Regions from separate parts of the Homo sapiens genome. Here region 1 is linked to region 2. A link is an interaction called in ENCODE POLR2A ChIA-PET data of the cell type or tissue named here. Cell type or tissue: Panc1. All regions are shown on one strand. Each heading gives the region's core, and the rest is flanking DNA. Links, peaks and the distances in the headings are about the cores only.

What was found. Peaks named below come from ENCODE experiments on the same cell type or tissue, not always from the same donor. Only the 100,000 strongest peaks of a DNase experiment are listed, where the experiment ranks them.
Region 1: POLR2A ChIA-PET joins it to region 2 with 7 read pairs; 2 of 35 experiments call an interaction of 5 or more read pairs at or near these places.

Annotation. Positions count from the first base shown.
Region 1 is chr2:235,432,649-235,435,563 of GRCh38, reverse strand. No RefSeq gene overlaps it. Among named protein-coding and RNA genes, the nearest start is that of AGAP1, 60 kb to the left of the region's middle. In Panc1, for the core only: no CTCF peak of the experiment used is centred there; a DNase peak (open chromatin) is centred at 1,557.
Region 2 is chr2:235,237,743-235,240,657 of GRCh38, reverse strand. No RefSeq gene overlaps it. Among named protein-coding and RNA genes, the nearest start is that of AGAP1, 250 kb to the left of the region's middle. In Panc1, for the core only: no CTCF peak of the experiment used is centred there; no DNase peak of the experiment used is centred there.

The DNA.
Region 1 (2,915 bases), core at 201-2,700, 200 kb before region 2:
GCGAAAAGCATGTCCGGCAATGGAAAGAGGCAGTGTACTGGCTGGGGATCTGGTCTGCTGAGACAGAGCCTTATATAATGTTGCGTAGTCACAGACTGACATCCCATCACCTTTGCCATATTCTGTTAGTTGGAAGCAAGTGACAGGTCTTGCCCACACCCAAGCAGAGGGCACCACAGGAAGGTGCCAACACCAGGAAGCTGGGATCATGGGGACTGTTTCAGAGTCTTTCCACAACAGGGCATTTTTCAAGGAGGCCAAATGGCATTTGAGGTTCAGAAACCCACCTCTCTGACAACAGCCCACCTAAGCACATGGAGAGTTTCTCTGTCCTACAAGTTTATTGAGAACGGGGACCTCTGCCTTATGTATTCCTGTACGTTCAGATTCTAGCTCAACGCCAGACACATAGTTGGCACTCAAAAAAAATGTTTGTGGCAATGAATTAAACGAATGAAGTTGTGTTGCATTACAGAATAGTGAAGTAACTGGCAAAGGGGGACCATTCCGTCCAACACTGAAGGAGATGGAGAAGACGAAGGTGAAAGAAGGTACAAAATAAACACATCTGAAATGGAAAGGGAATGGATATAGACAGTTTTGCATGCTTTCTGAAATATTTAAGATCTTCTTATTATTAAAGAGTTGTGTAAGGCAGTCACTAGGAACGAGAAATTGTCCCCCTCCAACAGGGCATGCTGTGCACATGATAAGCCTTTCCTGATAGGGAGGTTGGAGGAGCAGATGAGCAGAACACCGAATCTGGGGGACATCCTCAGGAGGGTCCCCAAACCTTATGATATTGTTAGGGTGAAGGGTTTACAGTCTGACCTGGATTATATTTCATGCAGTCATGAACAGCTGTGGGAAAATTATGACCACAGAGCATTGATTAACTGACCAATGTCAACATAAATGATGGTTTTTGGTGGGGTATAGTGGCTTAAGCCTGTAATCCCAACACTTTGGGAGGCCAACAGGTGAATTGCTTGACCTCCGGAGTTCGAGACCAACCTGCGCAACATGGTGAAACTTTGTCTCTACCAAAAATATAAAAACTAGCAAGATGTGGTGGCACACACCTGTGGTCCTAGCTATTCAGGAGGCTGAGGTGGGAGGATCACTGGAGCCCAGGTGGTGGAGGTTGCAGTGAGCTGTGATCATGTCACTGTACTCCAGCCTGGGTGACAGAGCAGGACCCTGTCTCAAAAAAAAAAGAAAGAAAGAAAGAAAAAAGGATAGTTTTCTATAGTGCTTCACCTGGTCCTGGTCAACATTTAAAAAACCTGAAGCTCCCTTGCTCAGTAGGGTCTATTGCTCTTTGGTGACATTTGTTCAAGTCACAGTTCCTCAGCTTAGATCAGCTGTGTCACTGGCCTTGCACAGTTCCCTTCCTGGCTATGATGGATGCCAAGGTGGCTGTCTTCCAAGTTCCGTCATTTCCACTGCACTCATTAGATCTTGTGTTGCTCAGCCTTATATCAGCAGTGTCAGTTCCTCTCCTAGCCGTGGCCATCTTCTTAGCGTGAACTTGTTATTAAAACTAGCTAAGACCTTTCCAGAGGCTCTTCTTTTAGCCAAATGAGACATCTGGTGGACACCCAGCTCCTCCATATATTTCAAACCACACTTTGTTTTTGCGATGGATTTGTGATTTAGGATGTAGGATGTGTGTGATTTAGGTGTAGGATGGAGTCATATGCCTCCTCTGAAAGGCCACACTTTCTCCCAGCTGAGTTGTTTTCCTTTCCTGGAATCAGCCTTCTTCTCCCCCCACTCCTCTCCTCCCCAAATGAGTTTCTACTCTTTCTCCATAGTTGCATTTACAAGCTCAAAATTCTGCCTAACTCAGCTGACAGTTTCAAGGCAAGCTTAGAGCAGCTCCCTTTGGTGTACAAAATGAGAATTCTTTTTAATGATGGTGAAATATTTAAGGCTGAATTATACTACTCAACTTAAACCCTTTAATGGAAATTACAAAAATATTTCCCTTATAACCATTTAAACCTGCCAAAAAGGTCACGAATGTGCAAGGAAGCATTTCAAGGTCACGCTGGAGACCGTGTCCTGGGCTGTGATTCAATTTTCGGTTGGGAGGAGGGCACACATGTGAAGTGGCGTCCCTTCTAGCTTTGGGGAAGTTATTTCTGTAAGTCCGGGGAATGTCTCCGTGGGTCCTGGGCAAGTGGCTCTTTTCTCGGCTATGTTCTCCGAGGGGAGAGAGCCTGTCTGCTTGGGTCAAGTCATGTCCTGTGAAGCCAGAGTGCTGTGAAGGTTCTTGGCACGGACTAGCTTTTGTGCCCTTAGCCACAGTGGTCTTTCCCTTGGGCTCCTTCCAACAGGATGGTGTGGGCATACGGTGCCAAATGGCCCTGAAATAGAGTCAGGGATGTGAGCACAGAGTAGACAGCTGCCTTGTAGCCTGACATCCGCCTAAACGCCCCACTCCATTCACAGGGCACAGGAAGAAAACCTGCTTACGTTCACATCACAGACCGGCATGAGTGCATTCTCACAGTTGAATTTTCTATATTTAGGCTTTTCCTTCATCTAGGGAAGCACCTGCAGGTTACTAATACCCCAAGGTGCTGATTGTTTTTTTTTTTTTTTCTAGAAATCAACACATCTAGGGGTTAATAGGCTAGAATGACACAAAAATAGTCCGGTACTTGCAACCACTAAAATATGTTAAAAACGAGCAGAGGAGTTATTCTAGACAGTTGGCACAAAAGTCAGAGCATCTTACTAAATAAAAGCTCATCTTGGAAACTTAGCATTGCTTTATTATACAAGTAATATGTGATCATTGCTGAAATATCGGAAGATTCAGATAAAGCAGGAGAAAACATGGGGAAAATACTTGTAATCAGAGGTAGCATTTAAGGACTTCTGAATGTCCTTGCAGAGTATTCCCC
Region 2 (2,915 bases), core at 302-2,801:
ACAGTCCGTGTCCAAGAATGGGGTTTTACCTTGCGTCTCCTATTTCCTAGAGAGAATTCCCTTATTCAAGGGAATTCAACTCAGAGAATAATGTTCAACCATCCAGAAATGCATCACTACAAGAGGGGGCATTTTTTCCATCCATGATATCTTCTGCTTCATTTGTTTTATGGCTTTTACTGAAAGTTCCTGAAGTTTGCCACAAAAATCAACTCACCAACACCCTGTGGATTTTGTTTCCTTTCTACTGAGATCCTAACGCATCAGATGGCCAGGTTTTTGATAAGAAGTAAAAGAAAGGACCCAATGCAGGTGACCTAGCTTCAGCTTTATCTAGGATGCCAATAGTAGAAATTAAATATTAAATAGGAGTATAAGGGGAAGGTGTTAATTACCTGTGTGTTTCTGGTCTTACAGATATTTTCAGTAAAAGCCTGGTTTCATTTGCTTTTGGTTTTTGTTGATCAAGGTAGCTCTGAATTGCTCTTGTATTGCTGAGAGAGTTTCGGAATGTGCCAACTTCACCGGCCTGTGAAGCCTGTTCACATTACATTACACTACTGCCAAAATCAAGAGGCCTTCAAGCCCCCACCTGCCTATTCATTCATTTATTTATTCAAAAATATGCATTGGGTAGAGGAGATAGATACAATGGCACACACAATCAGCCAGGTTCGTGGCCTCATGAACTTACGGTTTAGTTGGGAAGACTGACATCAATCATATAATCAGATCACACTACAGTGTGACCCAAGCACAGCTCCAGGTGCTGCAGGGAAGGCTCCAATAAGGGGACAGATCTGGGACTGAACTCCAAAGGTCAAGAGGAATTAAGCCATCAGAATGCAGGGGGAAGAGCATTTCTGGCAGAGAGGGAGGCAAGAAGGAACGATGCAAGCATATGAGGACAGAAGGAAGCTGCTTCTCTAGACAGCAAGGGAAGTGTGTCTGGACAAAGGCTAGGATGAAGGAGGACTCTCATAGGAAATTTTGTACAGATTTCTGGTTAGAAGTGGCAGGCTTAACACATCCATTGAGTCACCCTTATTCCTGAAATATCACTAAAACAACAAAAAAGTTTCTTGTTTTTTTTTCTTGTTTTTTTTTTTAAAGCACAAACCTTCAAGGATATAATGAAAGAAGAGAGAACAGCAGTAAAATTGTATAAGCAGGTGAACCTAAACAGGGAAAGCAGAGAAGCAATCTGATAGATACATGCCTCAGCCCCTGCAAACTCCACGACAAGGTTTTATGCAGGTGGTTCAGACACCCAGACCCCAGGCTTATTCCCCACTTGACCCCTAACACCTCCTTCAGGAAGGAGACTAGGAGAACCTTCTAGAGAAGAAGGTTCTGACTCTGGTCAGTCAGAGGTGAACACTTAGCATTTCACCTTAGGGTACAATCACTTAGAGAGCATTAAGAGTACAACGTGGGGCCAGGCATGGTGGCTCACATCTGTAATCCCAGCAGTTTGGGAGACCGAGGTGGCCAGATCACCTGAGGTCGGGAGTTTGAGACCAGTCTGACCAACATGGAGAAACCCTGTCTCTACTAAAAATATAAAAAAAAAATGGCCAGGTGTGGTGGCGCACGCCTGTAATTCCAGGTACTTGGGAGGCTGAGGCAGGAGAATTGCTTGAACCTGGGAGGCGGAGGTTGTGGTGAGCCAAGATCATGGCATTGCACTCCAGCCTGGGCAACAAGAGTGAAACTCTGTCTCAAAAAAAAAAAAAAAAAAAAGTGTACAACATGGGAGTGTCCCCAAAGACGCATCCTGGGCCATCACCCTGCAGTGGAGACTGACCCTTCCAGTGGCCACACAGCCAGCAGCCCCACCCACACACAGAGCTTAGAGCTTGCAGTCTGCTTTTCAAGGCCTGGCACTTAGATGGAAACCGACTGCCAAGGATTATCAGACAGTCAGGGGAAACAGCTGCCTGGCATCTGGGAGCTCTAAACAAAGGCAGCTCCTGGCACCACCCCAAGCAACTCTGACTTAATAGTCTTGGGATGGGGCCTGGAGAATGTGGTTGTTTCTTTCTTTGTGTGTTTTGGTTTTGTTGTCGGTGAGTTGCTTTTAAACTCTCCAAATGATTCAATGTTCAGGTGGGACTGAGAACAGCTGATATCGTCCATTGAAAGAGTATGGAGATCAAAACACCTGTGTTCAAGTCATCATCCACCAGTTAGCAGCCATTGATAGCTACAGCTTTGCACATACAGATGAGAGCATTAGGATCATCCCAGAGCTTGCAAAAAGGCAGAGCTCCACCTCCAGCAGATCTGATACAGCAGCGTCAGGGGAGGCCCCAGAATCTGCACCTGTAACAAGTTACCAAATGGTGCTGATGCTGCTGGTGCAGGGGTCACACTGTGAGAACCCCTGCCTTAGTGCTAAGTGTGCTGGGCGTGGATGCAGACCCAGATGCTCAACTCCTGATTTTTCCATTCACTGGCTGTGCAATATCAGGAATATTACCTAAATTCCCCCATCTTAACTTCCCGCGTCTATAAAATCTGCATCCTCATGCACCCACTCAAGGTGCTCTTGTGGGATGAGAGGAGAGGACCCAGGAGAGCTGAGAGCTCCTTGCTGGATGCGGAGCATGGCTTTGTGTTGTTACTGGGCATCTCTCTCAACCTCGCCTTCAATAGAGCCCAAATGAAATAAGGTGAATACAGCCCTGAAACTTCAGAAGGTACAAACGGAAGCCCAGCTTACACATGACAGTGCTTTGAAAATGACAAAGTGCCACACTGATGTGAACCACCTAGATATTGTTACTATCACCAAGGAGCTGGAGTAATCTTAGTGTTCTGCTTAATTCCCTCTTTTTTTTTTTTTTTTTTTTTTGAGACGGAGTCTTGCTGTGTCACCAGGCTAGAGTGCAGTGGCATGATCTTGACTCACT